Linked DNA regions of Homo sapiens: region 2 is linked to region 1. Evidence: read pairs that join two places in POLR2A ChIA-PET (ENCODE). Cell type or tissue: A673. All regions are shown on one strand. Links, peaks and the distances in the headings refer to the core of each region. The heading gives the core; the rest is flanking DNA.

The links. ChIA-PET counts read pairs that join two places held together with the same protein. Peaks named below come from ENCODE experiments on the same cell type or tissue, not always from the same donor. Only the 100,000 strongest peaks of a DNase experiment are listed, where the experiment ranks them.
Region 2: POLR2A ChIA-PET joins it to region 1 with 12 read pairs; 2 of 35 experiments call an interaction of 5 or more read pairs at or near these places.

What each region holds. Positions count from the first base shown.
Region 1 is chr11:129,539,432-129,550,454 of GRCh38, reverse strand. No RefSeq gene overlaps it. Among named protein-coding and RNA genes, the nearest start is that of LINC01395, 72 kb to the left of the region's middle. In A673, for the core only: CTCF peaks have their summits at 7,000 and 7,267; DNase peaks (open chromatin) are centred at 3,984, 5,544, 6,364 and 6,714; H3K4me3 peaks cover 1,157 bases; H3K27ac peaks cover 5,104 bases.
Region 2 is chr11:129,634,265-129,645,287 of GRCh38, reverse strand. No RefSeq gene overlaps it. Among named protein-coding and RNA genes, the nearest start is that of LINC01395, 23 kb to the right of the region's middle. RefSeq lists an enhancer at 4,909-6,108. In A673, for the core only: no CTCF peak of the experiment used is centred there; DNase peaks (open chromatin) are centred at 1,687, 5,767 and 6,937; H3K27ac peaks cover 2,420 bases.

The sequences.
Region 1 (11,023 bases), core at 1,830-9,829:
AGATTTGGGTGCATGGGGCTTGGCTTTGGTTAGCTCCATTGGTCTTATTTTTCCAAACAAAGAAACTCCTGGGTTATGGGGACCCTATTTACTCCTATCACCTGGCAGGATTTGCAGGATAATTACCCAGAACTAGAATATTGATCTAGATTTTTTATATTAACCCTCCCTTTTGTCTCTTCTGAGCTGCAGCTGGAGGTCACTGATTGGTTCAGAGGGATAAGCAGGCTTAGTTGAAAATGTAGGCAAAAACTTAAGAACAACTAATGAAATTAGAATTTAATGACAAATGTATGATAAGTTTTGAAACATAACTTTTCTCTTCTCCAGTCCTCATTTTTGTCAAAAGCAAATCATGATAAGACTGAGTTGTTTGCAAAATAGACTTTAGTCTTATACTTGGCCTGATTATTTGCATAAAGTGCAGCAAGAATAATTATTTTTCACATAGGCTTTTAAATTGGTTTTGGTGGAACTCTGTTCCACAAGAAATCTCAGATAAGGCCTTTTAAAGCTGAGCCCAGCCATGGGTTTGTATTATCAAATACCTATGAATTGGTTAAATTACTCTCTTCTTGAGGTCCCAAGAACATGGGGCTCCTGGGCCTGTTAGAAAGTGACATTCTTTACTCACCACAGGTTAAGAACCCTGTACAGTGACTGTATAGATGAGATATGAGGCCAGTTTTCCCAAGGAGCTCTTATTGGCTCTGCAAGTCAATCTAGATTCCTTAAAGGGAAGCACATCCTTCCAGTCAAAGCTTTGGTAAAACAATCAGTTTCTCCAATTGTGTCCTGTTGCAAAAGAAAATGGATTCCTACTGCACTGAGGCTAATAACTATATTGCCATAGGTTAAGAATACTCACAGATAGTTTCCAAATTCTGGAGAAGCCAGGCAGAGAGAAACAAATATGCTCCAAATTTTGTTCACAGGAGTATACCTTACTCAATTATTAAAGACTGTAAATAGCTCAAAATAGAAGTTTCCTTGATTCTGAAAAACAAAACAAGAATCAGCAATGTTTTAAGCAAAAGGTTGAAAAGATTACTTCAGTTTTCTATTAGTTCAGTCCATTCTGTTAACTCTTGTTCTGCTTGATATTCATGGACATTTCAGCTCTTCATGAGTCCTGTACATTTTTCCTTTATTCCAGTGTCACAATGTCCAAAGTTATCAGAAACCTGCATTTGAGAGCACTTGCCAAAGTCCTATAGCTGATTATAAACCATCTTTTGAAAAGGATCAAAGCAAGACAACAACCGTCTGTGAATGACAAAATATCCAGGGTAGTTACAGTCAAACATGATTGACAAATAAATGTGGTGATTTCTATGGTTTATAATAACTTAACATAATAATCTTAATTATGATTGATAGCATATACTCAGACATTAGATTTTAGAAATCCCATACAATTTTGGAACACATATTATTATTATTCACTAAAATATAACCTAAAGAAGATTAAACATCACTTTGGCAATCTCATGTACCTAAACATGTCAAATAATCCTATTTACCTCTCTTTTGGATGCTCCAGGGGTCCTGCATAGCATCCAAAAGCTAGGGGTCAGAAAAAACAATTTTTGAAGCTGAAGTTCAATTTTGGAAAGCCTCTTAAATATGTTAGATGTTCAAAGCATTTGATATATGAAATAAAATTCCGGGTTACCACAAGTCATTTAGCCAAAATGATGACTCAAGAATTTTTTTTTAAAGGCAAAAAACTTTCATTGTCCTTTACTATTACATGAAAATCTTGTTCAAGGGAGAGAAAGGCAAACTTTACCCTTGTATTAGTCAACTATTAATGTCAACCCCAATTTTTAAATGAAACCTTATAGATAATTTGTCTGATCTTAACCAGTTTGACCATGAGGTGAGATTCTTATAAACCTTTTATAACCCTTTATAAATTTTTGTTAAAGATCAGACTAGTGCCTTAAAACCTTGTTGTGCTTGTATTTCAATCCAGTCTGAGGATTTACCTGGGACAGTTTCCAGCTTGAAGGTGGGGTTTCACCAGGGATCTGCCCCTATCTGCCTAGGCATTTGTCTGCCTCCTGCCTCTATCACTAAGCCTCTGGGCCTCTGTTGGAAGGGGCTGAACAAAAGACTTTTAAAATGCATTTGAGGCCTTCTTCCCCTTGGCTTGAATATTAGCACTTGGTTCTCTTTCAGTCATGCTAGTCTCTTTGGCAAGTACTCCACAGCCTTCTTGAATTCCTCCCCTCAAAATGCTGCTGCTTTTTCTAGCACATGACCATCCTGCAAATTTATCAAACTTTTGTGCTCTGCTTTTCTTTTAAATATAAGTATCAACTTTTATTTGCTTCTACATCTGATCATAGGTTGTTAAAAACAGCCATGCCACCTCTTGAATGCTTTACTGCTTATTAATTTCTTTTTCCAAATGCGGTAAGTCATCACTTTTAAGTTCAACCTTCCACAGATCCCTAGGACTTTGACACAATGCAGCAAAGCTTTTTTCTAGTGTGAAATATGAGTGACCCTTACTCCTGTTTCCTATAACTTCCTCATTTCCATCTGAGACCTTGTCGGTCTGGACTTCACTGTCCATATCTCTATTAGCATTTTGGTCACAACCGTTTAGCCATTCTGTAAGAAATTCCAAACTTTGCCTTGTCTTCATATTTTCTGAGTCCTCCAAACCCTTCCAACTTCTGCCCATTACCCAGTTCCAAGGCTGCTTCCACATTTTCAGGTATTTTTATAGCAATGCACCGCTCCTCAGTACCAATTTTCTGTGTTAGTTCGTTCTTGTATTGATATAAAGAGATGTCTGAGACTGGGTAATTTATAAAGAAAAGAGATTTAATTAGCTCACAGTTCTACAGGCTGTACAGGCAGCATGATACAAGCATCTGCTTCTGGTGAGAGCTTCAGGAAGCTTCCAATCATGGCAGAAGGTGAAGGGAAAGCCAGTGTATCACATGGTGAGAATGAGAACAAGAACAAGAGCAAGGAGGTTCCAGATTCTTTTTTTTTTTTTTTTTTTTTTTTTGAGATGGAGTCTCACTCTGTTGCCAGGCTGGAGTGCAGTGGCACAATCTTGGCTAACTGCAACCTCTGCCTCCTGGATTCAAGCAATTCTCCTGCCTCAGCCTCTCAAGTAGCTGGGACTACAGGTGCATGTCACCATGCCCAGCTAATTTTTGTATTTTTAGTAGAGACGGGGTTTTACCATGTTGGCCAGGATGGTCTCGATCTCTTGACCTCATGATCTGCCTGCCTCAGCCTCCCAGAGTGCTGGGATTACAGGCGTGAGCCACTGTGCCCGGCCGGTTCCAGATTCTTTTAAACAACTAGATCTTCTGTGAGCTGAGTGAGAATCTACTAATTATCAAGGGGTTTGTCCTAAACCATTCATGAGGCATCTGCCCCCATAATCCAATACCTCCCACTAGGCCCCACCTCCGACATTGGGGATCATATCAACATGAGATTTGGAGGGAACAAACATCCAAACTACATCAGTTGGGTGAGATCCTTCACTCATTCTTTAAACTATGATTTTCTCTTGGTGGTTGTGTGATTTTTGGCAAATTACCTAACTCCCTGTACCTCAGTTTTCTTATTTATAAAATGGAGATATTAGTATTAGTATAAAATGGGGATATTTTAGGGATACTATGCAGATTAAACAAGTTCATACAGGCAAAGTATTTTGAAAGCACCCAGGATTGAATGTGTTCACCCTTGTTTCAGCCTATATCTTCTTACCTTCTGCCCTTTCTCTAATGAAAATGTTCACCCCTTTTTCCACTAATCCATTCAAAGTAGTGGAAAGTTGAATTTCTCATTCTTCAAGGCTCGGTTTAATTACTATCCTATTTATGTAGACAAAAACTCTCCATCTCTAAATTCCTATAATACTTACAAGTCAGAACCACTCCCCTTGATTCCTTAAGTAAGAGCTGTAGTCACTAACAGCTGTGGTCATTATAATTTATGACTCTTCTCTTTAGGTTTCTTGTCACGCTGATTACATTAATTGAAAATAGCATCATGTTTCTCATAGCAGGTCTGATGAAGGATCTCATTTAAAATGTTAAGCAGTTTAAACTCTACACCATGGTTTCTCAATGTCTGCTGCACATTTGAATTCCAGGGTTTTAGAAAAAAATCCCAGCCAGGCGCGGTGGTTCACTCCTATAATCCTAGCACTTTGGGAGGCTGAGGCGGGTGGATCACCTGAGGTAAGGAGTTTGAGACCAGCCTGGCCAACATGGTGAAACCCTATTTCTACTAAAAAATACAAAAATTAGCTGGGCGTGGTGGCATGTGCATGTAGTCCCAGCTACTCAGGAGGCTGAGGCGGGAGAATCGTTTGAATCTGGGAGGCGGGGGTTACGGTGAGCCGAGATTGTGCCACTGCACTCCAGCCTGGGCAACAGAGTGAGACTCCATCTCTAAAATAAAATAAAATAAAATCCCAATGCCCAGGCCAATCCCATATCCTGGACCAGTTAAAACAGAAATTCTGGGGTGGGATTCATGTATGAGTATATTTTAAGTTCCCCAGATTCACACTTAGATTCTGAGAACCACTGCTCTCTTTTGAAAGTAAGAGGGATAATTTAAATGGAAGGCTTTAAGCATCATCCTGAAGGTGTTTGCCAGGTACAAACCTGGCGGTGAAGGATGGAGATTGCAGAATTCTAGAGAGAGGAAGAAGCAGCTGCAGAACATGGCACTGTGAAAGACTGCATCCTGTTGATAGAATAGTGTTAAGTTCAAAGCAGCTCTGGTATGGGGAATGGTGAGGAGAGGTAGGAGATGAGTAGCTTGGGTCAGCGCACAAGAGTTTTTAATCTTTGAGCGTTTAAGGTTGGGTAGTGATCAAATCTGACTTGTGACCTGCAAAGGTCCATTTTGGAAAAAATAAGAGGGTTGTTTGGAGGAGGGGACTAGACTGGAAGAGGCAAGAGACGAGTTAACAAATTCTTCCAAGGTCGCCATGCAAGATGACCAGGGCCTGGACCAAAGCAATGAGACATGGAAGTGACATCGCTAAGCCAAAGTCCCTTGAGTTCACTTTAATGAGAGCAGAGCAGAGCTGCTCTTGGCCACTTGGGATTCTTCTCCCAGGTGCAGCTTTCTTGTTGACCTGAGCAGCATGTCCACTGAAGTGCTTCTCAAGGAGGGAGCTTCTCAGTCATCACTCAGAACTCCATGCAGCCCCTTGCTCTGTCCATCCCAACTGTTCCCACCCCTTCATTAATTCATCTTCCATATCTCTCTATTTCTCACCATGTCCAGAGTCATGCCCTTCATGCATCTGGGTGGTAGTTACCTCCTGCAGGGATAATGATGGCCCTTCTACCTGCCCAGGGTTCCACCTTTAACACAAACCCATGACTCAAACTCCAGATGTAGACACTCCTGCCATCTCCCCCTTGTTCTTAGGCATTTGGAGATGAGAACTGTTTCACTGTCCTCTTCTACCACTCTGAGCTTTATGGTCTTCTTCTGGGGATTCTGGGCTACTCAAACCCCCCTCCTGTTTTCCTTGGCAGTGTTCCCCAGTTAACCTGCCCATCACCATCCCTTCATTCCACTTCCTACTTTCATTCCACCCTTCTCCCTTATAACATGCTCTCCTGGATAAAGTACTGTCTTTGGAGTGAGACAGACCAGGGTTTGAATCCTAACTCCACCGTTTACCTGGACAACTCACCCAGCATTTCTTATTTCACTATCCTAGATAATAAAATGAAGACAGCACATTTTGTTTCACAGAGTCGTTGCAGGGAATAATTAATACAATCTGTCTAAAGTATCTAGTCAGAGGCTGATTATCTCCTTCCCCCTACAGAGACTGAGACCTTATTCATTTTGCCACTTCTGTCTCACTTCCCCCTTCTCTCCTTTTATTCTTCCCTTCCTAGTACCCTGGTAAGATTTATAGAAAAGAACTCTGAGGCTCCAGCCTCATCTTTGCTACTAGCCTGGTAGTAAGACCTTCAGCAAATCACTTCTTTCTCTGAGCCTCAGTTTCTTCATCTATAAAAGAAGGCACTGCAGTAGGTCACCTCTAAGGTCCTGTGCCCCTGAAACATGCTGTGAGGTAAAGCCAGTGTGAAATCCCATCTCCTTCATGGGGTCTTTCCCACTGTTAAAAATAGTGGCGACTTCTTCTCCTTCATGCACAATCCACCGCCTTGTTGCAGCATGTTCCTTCTGTTGTATTTTTGCTCCTCACATTAAAAATGTTTATCCTTAGGATTTATGTGAGAAGGGCTGGGGGCAGGGTGGTAGAATTATTTCTGCATGTTGATAGGAAGAGTCTTAGCTCTGCAAGGGCAAAAATGTTGCCCTCAAGGGGAAGAGCTGTCCTTTCTAGAGACTGTATCCTCTCCAGCCCTACCCTTATAGGAGGCTGATGACAGAGCTTAGACGAGTTTAAGACACAGCCTGAAACAATCTCCCTCCCTCCCTGCCTCCCTCCCTCCCTCCCTCCCTTCCTTCCTTCCTTCCTTCCTTCCTTCCTTCCTTCCTTCCTTCCTTCCTTCCTCCCTCTCTCCCTCCCTCCCTCTCTCCCTCCTTCCCTCCCTCCCTCAGTGTAGGCTCACAAGAGATATATGAAAACATTTAACTAAAATACATTTCAATCTATAGATTCAACATAATCCACTTATATGTTCATGCATTCTTTCCTTCATTTAACAAATTGTTGTTGGACATCTATTATGTGTGAAGTACTGTGCTAAGCTCTAAGGTTGTAAACATGAATAAGACATGGATTTTGCTTTCCAGGAATTTACTGTCTACTTTATTTATTTAACAAAAATCTTATTATGGTGTGCCACACTGGGCTCACTAGAAGCAGTCAGTATGGAGTGCGAGATGTTTATTGGGGGTCAAAGCCTGTGAAAGGAAGAAGGAAGAAAGCAGAAATGGGCAGCAGAAGTTGAACCCTGATGCAGGCCTGATGGAATCCCAGGAACCCAGCAGTGAGCTCTGGAGCCAGAACTGCTCATCAGAGTCATCCCCCGTGGCCCAAATATGAGGTCTTTATGCCCCTGTGTGTTCGTTTCCTAGGGCAGCTATAACAAGCTATCACAGACTACGTGGCTCAAAACAACAGAACTTTGTGTTTCCACAGTTCTAGGGGCCAGAGTCTGGAATCAAGGTGTTGGCAGGGCTGTGCTCCCTCCAAGGCTCTGGGGAGAACCGTTCCTTTCCTCTTCCAGCTCTGGGTGGCTCCTGGCATTTTTTGGCTTGTGGCCACATCACTACAGTCTCTGCCTCTGTCTTCACCTGGCCTTCTCTGTGGGCTGTCTCAAATCTCCCTTTGCCTTTTACATATTTGTTTTATTTAGTTTGTGTCTAGAAGACTTTGTTTTTTTAGAGCAATTTTAGGCTCACAGAAAAATTGAGAGAAACATATTGAGACTTCCCATGTACCTCTGCCCCCACACAGGCACGGCCTCCCCATTATCAACACCCCCACCAGAGTGGGCACTTGTACAATTGATAAAGCTGCATTGACACATCGTCATCACAAAAGCTCATCGTTTACATTAGGGTTTACTTTTGGGTGTTGTACATTCTTAGGTTTAGACAAATATATAATAACGTGTATTTGACATCCCTGTGCCTTTTTCCTGTAAGGGCATCTGTCACTGGACTTAAGGTTCATCCTGAATCCAAAATGATCATATCTCAAGATTATTAGCTTGGTGGATTGGATAAAGAAAATGCAGTACATATATGCCATGGAATACTACACAGCCATACAAAATAATGAAATTATGTCCTTTGCAGCAACATGGATGGAACTGGAGGGTATTTGAATTTACACAGGAACAGAAAACCAAATACTGCATGTTCTCACTTATAAGCAGGAGCTAAACAATGAGTACACGTGGACACAAAGAAGGGAACAATGGACACTGGGGCCTACTTGTGGGTGGAGGGTGGGAGGAGGGTGAGGATTGAAAAAACTACCGATTGGGTATGATGCTGATTACCTGGGTGACAAAATTATCTGTACACTAAATCCCTGTGACATGCGATTTACTCATGTAACAAGCCTGCAGAGGTACCCCCTGAACCTAAATTAAAAGTTGGAAAAAAAGAAAATTCTTAATTACATTTCCAGAAACGCTTTTTCTAAAAAAGGTCACGTTCACAGGTTTTAGGGTTGGGACATGGATCTGTCTTTCTGGGGCCACCATTAAACCCACTGAACTCTGCTTTACTGTACCAAATGTGGACTGCCTCAAGAAGGGTTACCTTCAGAGATACTGCTCTATGCAACTGAGGCTGCTGCTAAAGTTGCTGACAGCTGAAGACTGTCTGATGACCATGTTCCCTGCAGACAGGAAACAATTGTTTCCTTGAAAGAGTATCTGGATGCTATGTCTTCTTAACTACAACATATGGCCCATATTTCCATGCTAGAAATAAAAAACAAAGTGGTTACTAAAGTCAAACAGAGTCCCTGTCCTCACCACCCTTGCAGTCTAGCAGGGGGAGATAATTAACCCCACAGCTACAGATAAATTCACTTCAGTGATAAGTGCTACCAAGAAGAGGTACATGTGACCGTAAGAATATGTAAAGGGGAGACCTGCTGGAGCTTTCTCTGAGAGCAGAGAACAGTATTTAGGATAGAGGGGATAGTATGTGCAAAGGGTGAATCATCATGCATTCAGGAAAGTGAAAGGAAGCCAGTGAGGCTAGAGTTAGAGAGCAAAGAGCGGCAAGATGTGGCATGAGACTGGGGAAGGTGGGGACCATTCCAAGAGGGGCTTTGGGGCATGTAGAGGTTTGACCTTTATCCTTAGAACAACAGATTTTTTTTTCTTTTTAAGATAGAGTCTCACTCTATCACCCAGGCTGGAGTGCAGTGGCACAAGATTTCAGCTCATTGCAACCTCTACCTCTTGGATTCGAGCGATTCTCCCACCTCAGCCTCCCAAGTAGCTGAGATTACAGGTGAGTGTCACCACACCCAGATAATTTTTGTAGTTTTAGTAGAGATGGGGTTTCACCGTGTTGGCCAGGCTGGTCTCAAACTCCTGGCCTCAAGTGATCTGCCCACCTCAGCCTCCCAAAGTGCTGGGATTACAGGCGTGAGCCACCATGCCCATCCAGAACAACAGAATTTGATTGAAGAGTTTCAAGAAAGGAAATATGGTAAGTCAAGGGTTGAGAGCGACCAAACTAAAAATTGCATTTGAAGGAGAGATGCATATTGCCATGTGATATGGTTTGGCTGTGTCCCCACCCAAATCTCAACTTGAATTGTATCTCTCAGAATTCCCATGTGTTGTGGGAGGGATCCAGAGGTAGGTAATTGAATCACTGGGGCTGGTCTTTTCCATGCTATTCTAGTGATAGTGAATAAATCTCATGAGATCTGATGGGTTTTTCAGGGGTTTCCACTTCTGCTTCTTCCTCATTTTCTCTTGCCACTGCCATGTAAGAAGTGCCTTTTGCCTCCTGCCATGGATTGTGAGGCCTTCCTAGCCACGTGGAATTGTAAGTCCAATTAACATGTGAAAGCAGCGTGAAAACAAACTAATACAGTAAATTGGTACCAGTAGAGTGGGGTATTGCTGAAAAGATACCTGAAAATGTGGATGCAACTTTGGAACTGGGTAACAGGTAGAGGTTGGAACAGTTTGGAGGGCTGAGAAGAAGACACGAAAATATGGGAAAGTTTGGAACTTCCTAGAGACTTGTTGAATGGCTTTGACAAAAATGCTGATAGTGATATGAACAATAAGGTCCAGGCTGAGGTGGTCTCAGATGGAGATGAGGAACTTGTTGGGAATGGGAGCAAAGGTGACTCTTGTTATGTTTTAGCAAAGAGACTGGCAGCATTTTGCCCCTGTCCTAGAGATTTGTGGAGCTTTGAACTTGAGAGAGATGATTTAGAGTATCTGGTGGAAGAAATTTCTAAGCAGCAAGGCATTCAAAAGGTGACTTGGGTGCTGTTAAAAACATTCCAATTTAAAATGGAAATGGAGCATAGGAGTTCAGAAAATTTGCAGCCTGACAATGCAGTAGAAAAGAAAAACCCATTTTTTGAGAAGAAATTCAAGCTGGCTGCAGAAATTTGCATAAGTTAGCAAGGAGCCTAATGTTAATCCCCAAGACCACAGGCAAATGTCTCCAGGCCATGTCAGAGACCTTCAAAGCAGCCCCTCCCATCACAGGCCCAGAGGCCCAGGAGGAAAAAGTGGTTTTGTAGGTCAGGCCCAGGGTCCGCATGCTGTGTGCAGTGTAGGGACTTGGTACCCTGTGTCCCAGCCACTCCAGCCATGGCTAAAAGGGGCCAACGTAGAGCTCGGGCTGTGGCTTCAGAGAGAGTGGAAGTCTCAAGCCTTGCCAGCTTCCACATGGTGTTGAGCCTACAGGTGCACAGAAGTCAAGAATTGAGGTTTGGGAACTTCCACCTAGTTTTCAGAAGATGTCTGGAAATGCCTGGGTGCCCAGGCAAAAGTTTTGCTGCAGGGGTGGGGCCCTCATAGAGAACCTCTGCTAGAGCAGTGTGGAAGGGAAATGTGGAGTCAAAGTCTCCGCACGGAGTCCCTACTGGGGCACTGCCTAGTCAAACTGTGAGAAGAGCGCCACCATTCTGCAGACCCCAGAATGATAGATCCCCTGGCAGCCTGCACCATGTGCCTGGAAAAGCCACAGACACTCAAAGTCAGCCCATGAAAGCAGCCAGGAGGGAGGCTCCACCCTGCAAAGCCACAGGAGTGGAGCTGCCCAAGACCATGGGAACCCACCTCTTGCATCAGCATGACCTGGAAGTGAGATCTGGATTCAAAGGAGGTCATTTTGGAGATTTAAAATTTCACTGCCCTGCTGGATTTCAGACTTGCATGGGCTCTGTAACCCCTTTGTGTTGGCCATTTTCTCCCATTTGGAATGGCTGTATTTACTCAATACCTATACCCCCATTGTATCTAGGAAGTAGCTAGCTTGCTTTTGATTTTACAGGCTCATAGGCAGAAGGGACTTGCCTTGTTTCAGATGA
Region 2 (11,023 bases), core at 1,087-9,086, 96 kb before region 1:
GGTAAAACTCACAAAAGTGTGCCCCCAACCTCGACCCCTGTTACTGGGTTTCTCTGGTGTTTTTAACTCCTAAACTTATCCATACTCAGCCTCCAGCAATTCATGGTTTCCTCTCCAGGTGCTGGATCTCACAGAGGTTTGCTCATGGGTTTCTGCTCCGGTTAGTTGTGACTCTCTGTATCTGCCTGTCTAGCTCTCCAATTTTGAGAGCAGCAGTTTGCCCTGTGACCTCATTTCTCTTACAGATCTAAGAAGAGTTGTTGGTTTTTTAGTTTGTTCAAATTTGTACTTGTTGCTGCAGAATGACAACTTTTAAGCTTCTTAGGTACAGAACCAAAGCTGGAACCCTGATACATTTCTATTAGAGCACTTGTGTCATTCCTCTTTGAATTTTTGTTAATTGATGAACTCAAGTTTCTCACACTGAGGGTAACTTTTTGAGGTCAGGCACATTTTATTCATCTTTACCTCCTACACATACGTGACTTTTGCACCAACGTATTAACACACAACAGACATCCAAATATAATTGTGAAGAACAGACATAATGAATGCATAAATTAGTGAATAAATGACACTTTTCATCATCATTTTAATACTCTCCAACTTCACTTTCCGATAAAACCTCATTTCTATTCAAACATCTTATTCTATTCAAAGGATTCCCAGTATAGAAAAGCATAGCCTTGTTCAGAGTTACAGAAGGTCAGCCAAGGTCAGATCTGTGGATAGCTGACAACCACATCTTCTCTGTTCTCCAGAGAGTGTGAGACACAGGACGCCTCCCATAAGGAGGCAGTGTGTTATGTATTTTACAGGCTTTTTGTATACTCACTCTTTTTGTTTCAGACGGAGTGAGCTAGTGCTTGTGAAATGTTGAGAGTGGGAGCACCTTCAAGACAGTGGTAGAACACAGGAGGCCCTTGTGCAGACTTTCAATTCTCAGTGCTGGTAGAGCTTCTCTTGCTCCACCTGAAATATTCCTGCGACTCCAATCATGAGTGGAGACATATAACAATACTGAGCTTATGTTCTAGAGTGTGTGTGTGTGTGTGTGTGTGTGTGTGTGTGTGTGTGTTACCACCTGTGTCCTTGGGAAAAGCAAAATAGCACTCTATGCATAAGTCTGCCTTAATACCTACCGATTATATGGAAACTGTTTGCGTGTCTGCCTTCCCTTCTAAATTGTGGATTGCTTGAAGGTTGGTGTTCTGTCTTCATCATTTGCACTCTAAGAGCCAACAGAGTTAATGTCTGCTGAATCAGATGATGAAAGATGAAGCATGGAACACGATGCCCACAAACAGTCCAACTGCTTTTCGGGGCCAGGATCTGTGTCTGTCGTTAGCTCAAGTCTCTAAAGATGCAGCGGCCCCTTGCTCCTCTTCCCGACAGGAAAGGCAGATATCAAACCTACTGCCTATCTCTTTGCTTGGCTTAATTCTCTATTCTTTGTTCATAGAACTTAAGTAGGTCTATTCCCACCTCTGAGAGCTAGAACCAGTTTGGGGTTTCTTCATGAAGTGTGTGGCAATGGTGTCCCTAAATAGCTTTGGGTGATGAAAGAAATTGGCTTGGGAGAGACGCCTCCCTGTTTGTCTTCTCAGTCTTGGGAGTGGGCCCCAGTAGGGCTTTGCCCCAACCCTGGCCTCTCTCTGCTCGGGGCTATGAGGTGCTCAGCATGGTGCATTCTGAGTGTGTGAAAAGAGGAAAGGGAATATGAGTCAGAGAAATAATTCCTAGGGCCAACCTCACCCTAGAATTGTTTCATCAAAATGGAGAGGTTGAACACTGGGGAACAAGCCCTTTGCCAAAGTCTCCACACTGTTCCGACTTGCCTTTGACTTGAGGACTCAGCAAACATTGACAGAGGGCTGACGAACCAAGAAGGGCTTGATTTACAGAGCACTCCTCTGTCCCAGGAAGAAACCAAACACTGTAGATCACTAGGAGATGACCGAGGTTCTAAAGTGCCTATAAACAATATGAGCTGGCCTTACTCCTCACACTGCCTGGAGTCAGTTTCCAATGGGCAGCGTGCCCTCCTAAGAGGCAGGACAGAGAGAAACAGCTTCTGTACACCATGAGATGACTCAGATGAAGAGTCACATCAGTCACTGTCTTCTTCCAGGAAGAAGTCTTGATATCACTGGGGGGAGTTTCATAATAGCTTCTGCTGTCTGTCACCCAGCTTTAGGGGGTTTCTGTCAGTACTAGGCATTGTGATGTTTAATGGTATGAAGGAGGAGAGTCTAATTTTTACAGCCTAGCCCCAACAGCACAAGCACCTCGGTTACTACAATATTTTCTCAGACAGTCCGCCCCGTGAATGTAACCATAGCCCACTTCCCTAGGATATTGGAGTGCCACATGTATTCTTTTTTTTTTGAGACGGAGTCTTGCTCTGTTGCCCAGGCTGGAGGGCAGTGGCGCGATCTCGGCTCACTGCAAGCTCCGCCTCCTGGGTTCAAGCCATTCTCCTGCCTCAGCCTCCCGAGTAGCTGGGACTACAGGCACCCGCCACCACACCTGGCTAATTTTTTGTATTTTTAATAGAGACGGGGTTTCACCGTGTTAGCCAGGATGGTCTCGATCTCCTGACCTTGTGATCCTCCTGCGTCGGCCTCCCAAAGTGGCCACATGTATTCTTTCTAGTGGTGACTCAAAACACCTATAGAAGAGGATCTATCTATCTACACACACACACACACACACACACACACACACACACACACACACACATACTTTGTTTACATCAATGAGATACTCATCTGGGTTTTATGGATATGAAATCTGGGATTCTTTTATCTTTCTTAGTCAGTTATTCCAGTTGTATTTTATAGTATTTGTTTTGGCTTAGTTTCTTCCTTCTAGATTATTTAACGACCTCATCAGCCTGGGAATTTAAAAGATATACCTTGTGATTATCTGTTTAGCTGAAATGTACTTGTGTGTTTATTTGCTTACTTAATTTCTTGGGACTTTGGAGGTGGGACTGGTACTAGTGGCTCTGGGGTTAGTAACAGTGGTCCTACAGTTCCTTGGCTCTCTAGGATTCTGGAAGGAAAGTTGTTTAAGAATTAACCTAACTGTATTTCTAGCAGAAGCACAAAAGATCACATGGAATTCAAACAGTGAGACTCTCAGTAGCATAAGAGAGCATGTCACTACTTGTCTCTGGATTCCAGTTTCCTATAAAATGAAGGGGTTGGCCTAAATGACAGAGGTCTCCTGCTAGCTCCATCTATCTACCCACTCATCCATCCCCAGCAGGTTAGTACATCCCTCAGCTTCTCAGACAGGAGAGGTGATTGGGTTCATCCCTTTCTGAAGAATCTCCAAAGCACAGCCAAAGCTGGGAAGGAAGACCCATATGAATACAGGCGGATGCCCTATTTCTTCTGAGGAAAACCATGAAGAACAGCTCCAACAGAGGAGCCTGGACTACAACCCTGGGCAGGCAGCTCCACCCACCCGTCCACAGGTGACCTTGGTCCTCCTTACATTTACAGAGTATGACAGCAGGAACGTCTGTGGTGATCATCTGTCAACTGTAATTTTGGAACATGATATGAGCTGGGATCAACTTTTATTAAGCCCGAGGCCATCTTTTCTCTTGAGAGTTAATCCAAAGATTACCTGCTAAATGCAGAAATTCAGCGCCAAATCAGACGAAATACACAAATGTGGTCCCTTCCCTCTAAGAGCCTATAATCTAAATTAAACAGCATACATTGATAATGGGAAATTGTGGGCAGCTTTCAAGAGAATTGAATCAAATATTGAGATTACATCTTGGCCTCAGGTTAATGGCTTTTAGTGTACTTGGGGGGGGTCAAGGGTTATGGGTTTAGAACCTGACCAGTGCTCTCAGCAGGAAAAGTCACAATGTGTAGCCAGTCGGTTAGGAAAGGTTCCACGCTGGAGAGAATCCCAGGAGGTCAACAGGGAGTAGCAGGGCATTTGGGAGGAGGCAGGTGGTGCAGGGGGAAGTCAAAGGCATATGGGAAGAGCTCACATAACGAGGACCAGCATTTTCCAGAACCGTACAGTACTTGGCCACTTGAATTAAGGCACTGCCAAGTTCACTCTCTTTCTCTCATTATTCAGATGTCTCTGGAAATTCCACTTCCTAGGATGCATCTGATTACACCCAGTCTCTTCACCTTTGCATATGGTATTAGAATTTAAACGAACATGTTAAATTTGCTCTATCTAAATTTGCACCGGCCACTGGCAACTATTTCCATTTTAGTGGTTTAGTAAGTTATATCTACTGTATTCTTTCAGCAGGCAAACAATACACACCATACAGCCAGACAATGTTAGAGAAGGAAGAAAGGTTAACTCCTCCCACTCACTCATTTCACAGATGGGAACACGGATGTTCCCAGAGACTTGGTAAAACTTGCCTGGTCCATGACTTTGGGAATACAGACATCCTCTGAGTGCGATGCTTTGTATACGTGGCCTGGAGTTTGCTTCCTGATGATGTGCTCCTTCCTGCCCAGGTAGCCTCGGTTGGGCTCCACTATCCCTGCTCCAGTACCCACTCCCAGCACTTAAGAATGTCTCCTGTCTGGCTCCAGCATGAAGGTAACAGAGAAGGAAGATCTGGATTTCCGGCAGATTAAGTGGAGGAGAGAAGAGAGGGACCGAGGAAGAAAAAAAAGGCCGTGGACAAATGAAAACTGTCTTGTGAACATAAAGTGATTGACATAGATCACATCACCTGGATTATGATGATTTAAAAGGCAGTTCACACACAGAAATCCCAGAAAGGTTTAGAGCAAAATAATGACTTTCAGAGAAGACTGTGAATTTGGATCTCTACATTCCAGTACACTTATGGGGGAAAAGAAAGTGCTTTTAACTTACAAGTATTCTGAATAGTCACTCTTTCGGAGTCTTTTTTTTTTTAATTGGAAAGTAACATTTTTCCATTAGAGGATTCAATTCTACTACTGCTGCAAAAGAATTATTTCTGGAGTCAGAATCAAATCAACCTTTATAATCAGTCTAATGAGTCAGACCCACTGATATATATTAGTGGACCTGGCTTCTGTTCTAGGTCAGGAACTGAGAGCTCCTGACACTTTGTAATAGTGTAATAGGGGATAAAATGTCAGAAATTTCAGTGAAAATGGAGGTTAAGTTGTGCATTTTAAAAGCAATTTTTAGGTATAAGGTAGTAAGTAGCTAGTACTTATGTGCCAGCAGTTCAGAAAGCAAAACCCAATGGCCAATTATTCTTTGCTTTGTACATTTGGGGACTATAAGCAGACGGACACTAAGGAGCACACATCCCTGGATTTATTTCTCAAAACATATCGCACATTCCTAATTTTCCTCACAGATCTTTTTAAAGATTACTCTCAGAATGTGCCCAAAGAGTCCCTGAACAAATGCTATTCATTTTGGTAAATATAACAAAAATCATTAGAAGATATCAGCATTTTAAATAGCGATTATAATCCGGTGGTTGACTTCTGTATTGCCCTGTTCGGTATCTATATGTTTTGTAAAGGCTTACATTGACTTGTTTACAGATATACCATTTGCATTTAGCTAATTGTGACGTCTGTGGTCATTTTCTATAAAGAGGTTGGTCTTTAAGCTGTTGGTAATGAATGTGGCTTAGTTTCTACTGGAAAATCTGATTCAGCTTACATCATTTTGACTTATAGCACCTTTGCCAGGAATGAAATCTAAGAGTGCAAGACTGCCTTGTTTTTCCCCAGGTCTGCAGAGGCCTGTTGCTTTTAATGGGTTGTGTGTAGGACACAAGGATGTGACTCATCTATCCACTTAAGAGTCATAAAACAGTAATGCAGACAGCTCAGCGTCAGTCATAACGTTCATTGTATGCACCATACTGAATGGGCATTACCATTTAGTTTTTGTTATTTTACAGGAAAGTGGGCATTGGTACCCAGTGGACAAACAAAATATTTATTAAGCTTATTGTCATCAATGTCATTAATATAACTGTTTTCAGTGAGCGTAGAACAAGTGTGTGGAGCTATTTGTTGTCAACTGAACATCCCTGCCACCCCTTCTAATGTCTCCCTGCTCCATGGAAGAGAAATCAGGACTGTAGTTGTAATTTGCAGAATTCTCTTCTCTGTGAGGTTCAGGAGAGACCATCCAGGAAGACGCACTTGTATGAGGAAGGAGGAAGGCAAGGCCAGTATTCTCCAGTGGCAGTTGTAGGCACACGCATGGAGAGATGTAAGGTTCAAAGCAGCTTTCAGATGAACTTTTGGAGAATTGCCTTTTGTGCTACGAGAGGGGATAGATGTCTAGAGCATCTCTCGACTCACAAGTTTTGCAGTTTTCCAGGTGAGCTCCTGGGAATCGTGTGCTTCAGTGCTCCAAGCAGAGTGTTAACAATGGCCTCCTTGACCTTTGCTTCCCTAACAGTTGCAGAAGCTTCACTTTCTTGTCTAAAACTATTAATATTTGGAAGACACAGAGTGGCTTCTATTTTCCTGATAAAAACGTGGCTGATATAAGAAGTAATTATTTAAAAATTAATAAAAAATTAGAAAAGGTAGAATGCATAAATCATAGATTAAAATAAACTGCCAGTGGGCTATGGTTACTATAAAAATAAGATGGTCAAAGGCTGATCAAATGGAAGAATGAATAAATAAAAGTCATTCAAATAATCAATCAATTATAGAACAATCAATTAAATATATTAAATATTAAGTTTATGTAATTATAATTTATCTATTATGTACATATTATATTTAATCTGTAAATATATATGATATATATATAACAACTAGGAATCTAGATTCGGTATCACACGATTAGTACCAAGCATGAAGTGAGCACAGCAAGCAGGAAGTAAGGCCAGGATGAAAGAACACATCCCAGCTAGAAACAGGAAATTAGAAGTTTGATTCACTTATTTATTCATGCAACAAATATTTTTGAGCACTTTCTACCCCAAGTACTGTGCTAAATGGTGGAGGATGCAACAAGAACAAGATAAACGGGTAACTGCTCTTGAGGTGCTTATGCTCTACTTGGGAATATGGACAAGTGAATAGCCAACTGTCATTGAGTGTGATGCGTGTCATGATGAGAGAAGTACATCGTGTTGTAGGAACACCTAGAGGCAGGAAGTAGGGTGTGGGGTGGGGAGGAAAAAAGACTTCCTGAGAAAGTGGCTTCTAAGCTGAGACTTGAAGGATGAAAGGAGGTTAATGGTCAAGGTGCATGGGGTAGAGGAGATGGAGGTTGAAGAGGGAGCTCAGAGACTGTTCTGGTAGGCACCCCATTGTCAGGTGGTAGTGGTGGTAAACTCCACAGGCAATGGGGAGATATCGCAGGGTTTTAAGTAGCAGAATGATATGATCAGGTTTATGATTTCAAATGATGCCTCTGGCTGTAGGTTCAAGAATGGATTTCAGTGAGCAACGTGGATGTGGGGAGAACAACTAGAGAGTGTTGTAACAGTCCACATACGAGATGTCCATAACTTGGACATGGCAGTGGGGATGGAGAGAAGTTAGCAGATACAAGAAATGTTTAGTCGATGACTGACAGAGAGGTTAGAGAATGGGAGAAGTCAAGGATGACTCATTTCACATATACAGAAACTGAAGCTTAGAGGGATTGCATAGCTCACCTAAGGTCACATAGCCCGGAACAGTGAAGTTGGGATTCAAACCTCAATTCGGTCAACTCTAGAGCCTTCAACTTTACCTCTAAGCTCTGTAGTGTATGGACCAGAACAGGCCACGAAGCCTCAAGTTTTAAAAAATCATTAGGATGAGGTCCTTGTGTCACACAAGTTGACTGTTTTGTATTAATGTGACAGAGTGGTTCTGCTGGGCTCTCTTCATCTCTTGTCATATCTGTACTGTATTTTTTCTACTTGATTTAACTTATTTTCATAATTTTTCCCTGTGTGTGTGTGTAAATGTTGTTGTAACTAAAGGAAAATGGAGTGGGGAAAGAAGAAGATTTCTCCTTCTCACTAAAATTTTGGTTTCAAGCTAAAGTAAAAACAGAAGGCATTTCTCCTTTACTTTTTACAGTATGTATATCTGTAGCTGTGGAAGTTCTAGAGGGTAAAAGCCACAACCAGCTGTCACGTTTTGTTTGCCAAAATGACTAAGATAATGGGTAAGGCTGAGAAAGCTGTAAAATAATTATCCCATATTGCTCCTAAACACCCACCTTTTCTGTTACACTTGAGATCTGTTAAACAAGTCTGAAATAGTTGGAAACAAATACTGACATGTCCGTGATTGTAACTCCCGTCTATTTGTGGATGAATGTCAAGCCTCCCACTCCTGAACAAACCCCTGCGCTGAGCTCCAAACACCCGAGGACATCCCCGGCCAAGTAACCCGGGCTCCTTAAACTTTATGTGCTGTGACAATCTCAGCTGAGCTAAGGCCCCTCGCTACCATCCCTCTGGCTGTAGGATCAAGAATGGATTTCAAAAGAGCAACATTACCACTACTACTACTATTGCTACCACCCCCAGCCTTTTTTCCTGAAACCTGTACCAACCAAGTCAACAAAACCAGATGCTTAGGAGCTAGTCTAGATTCCTCTTTCTCTCCTATTCCTCACATCTCGTCAGCCAGTAAATCCTGGCGATCCTATCTCTTAAATACCTCTTTAGTTTTTTCTTCCCTCTTCATTTCCACTGTGGTTGTCTTAGTACTGGCCACTGCTTCCAAATTCCTGACGGATATTAATTTTTGTGATGCAGAAACAAGAAAATGGAATGCCCAGTAATTTGCAAACTCATAAATTATTCTATATTTAGTGTGACTTATTACTTACGTGTTTTTAAAATAATAAAAATTGGTCATAATCATAAATAATGAAGAGTTTTTCTGTAACAGGGTTATACTAAAAATTTGAGAGGCTTTCTGTAAAGAAAGAAAAAGAGATAATAATAAATGCTTTGCTACTATTGCTATGAACCGAAACACTATGACACAATTATATATTTCAATAATATGCAAAAATGGCCTCTACCTAATATACACATTTGATAATAGAAAACATTAGAAGAGAAAATAAACACAAAATCAATGCCAAGTAAAGATTATTAGTACATTGAGTGATAATACAACAAATATTAAATATTTTTAAAATTATCCTTAATAAAATTGTAAGACACATAGGCATGAATTTCACTGTCAAATAGTTTTGGACAATATTAGGACAAATATTGCAAATGTAGAAAAATATCTTTCATCTTGTGTTACATTAATTGAATTGATTGATTAAAGATGTGTTCAAAAGCATCTTCAAATTGGGAGTCAGGGAACATGTTGCTTCAAATAAGTTCATTTCCTTTTTTAGCAATGAAAATATTTTATCTGCTTATTCTGGTTTTCATTTGTCCATTGAAAAATATACTATTTTTGTTAATTCAGATTTTAGGTCAGTTTCGGGTGGCTTACTAGAACATTATATAACAACATTAATTTATTCTCTTCGTAGTTTTGTTGGGCGGTCAACATACTTGGAAAGAACTTCAGTGAATAGCAGATATTTAAACACTAGAAAATGCCAACAATTCGGGCAATACTCAAATAACATGACATTCATATCTTCTAACAAGGTTACCATCACCCCTGTGGATTTGCATGACAAAATTGTCCATTTAGGGATTTATTTTGCTTCCGAAACTTGTATTTCTTGACACACTGCTTATAGGACTTATATAACAGTTACTGAATGTATAATCTTATTAATATTTATTTTATTTGCAAGAGTAACTGATTACCAGCAGACAGGGCTACCAACACACACTGACTCCATGGCCACAGCCCTAAGAAAGACTGATTAGGCTGTGGCTGCTTCTGTCTTACATGCCTCTGCCCCGTTTCCAGATATGTCAACCTTAATACTTGTCTCTGTGGCTCAGGGTTCCTGTTCTTACTTTTGGCTTGATGTCATTGGGTTCCTTTGAGCCAGTAATGTTTCTTTGTTAATTGTTAAGCTCTAATTCTCACAGGAGAATTATAATACTTTCATGTTTCTGATTTCTTGACTGATTTTTCTAAAATTTGGAACTTAGAAAAACATATAAATTTCTTGAGAAATGTCAGGAAAGAAGTCCCGCATGGAAACAGTATTACAGACCCTGTAATGTCTTAGTCAAATAATCACTATATAATACTGGTCTCTGGCCTCTTGCCATGTCTCCTTTCAGTCTAACCCTCCCACTGCTTATTCTGTAAAATGGACGTGAACTTAACAAATTGTGTTATAATTTTAAAATATGCTTGCCTTTTCCACGAGACTGCACATTTCTTAAAAGCAGGAACTGAGTCTTAGCTCTTGATCTCCAATGTCTAGCAATGAATTGACGCATTTTAGGTTCTCAATATATGCATGATAAATTGAGATGAATTAAATTGAATTTATTTGAAATAGAAAGATAGTGAGGACTTCTGGTTTTGGAAACCTGGTAGATTGAGACAATACATCTCTTCCATGACAATTGCCTGGGAATTCTAGATAACATACAGTAAAAACTTTAAAAACAGAGTTGAATTCAGAAGAAAACAACAAAGAAGGCTTTAGGTAGCACAGATAAGCAAAGACCCTGACAGCTAGAGCCATAAGCACTGAAGTTGAAGTGCAGCTTGTGGGCCAGGGCAGGGCTTGTGGGGAGGGAGTCTGCAGGGATGATGCAGTTTCAGATCAGGAATTAAGCTGAGGTTTCTATAACCATCTAGGAAAATGTGTCATTGTGCTCTTCAGCTCAGTATTAAGAAATGCTAATGGAGGAACAGATATTTCATGCACAAAGAGAGCCCCCCTTCTCACTCTTCCCGTAGGTCTTTTGAACCTGTTCTCCCCCCAGTGATGCTGTGTTGAGGGCAGAGGTGCGCTCAACATTGAATGAGACCACATTCAGGCTGCAGTGATTGTGCCCTAAAGAGTTCAAGACATGATTGGAGGAAGCCCTGTTCTATGTTTTTGCTATTAAATTCTGAATGGTAAGCTTAACATGACCAGAAAACAAGTTATC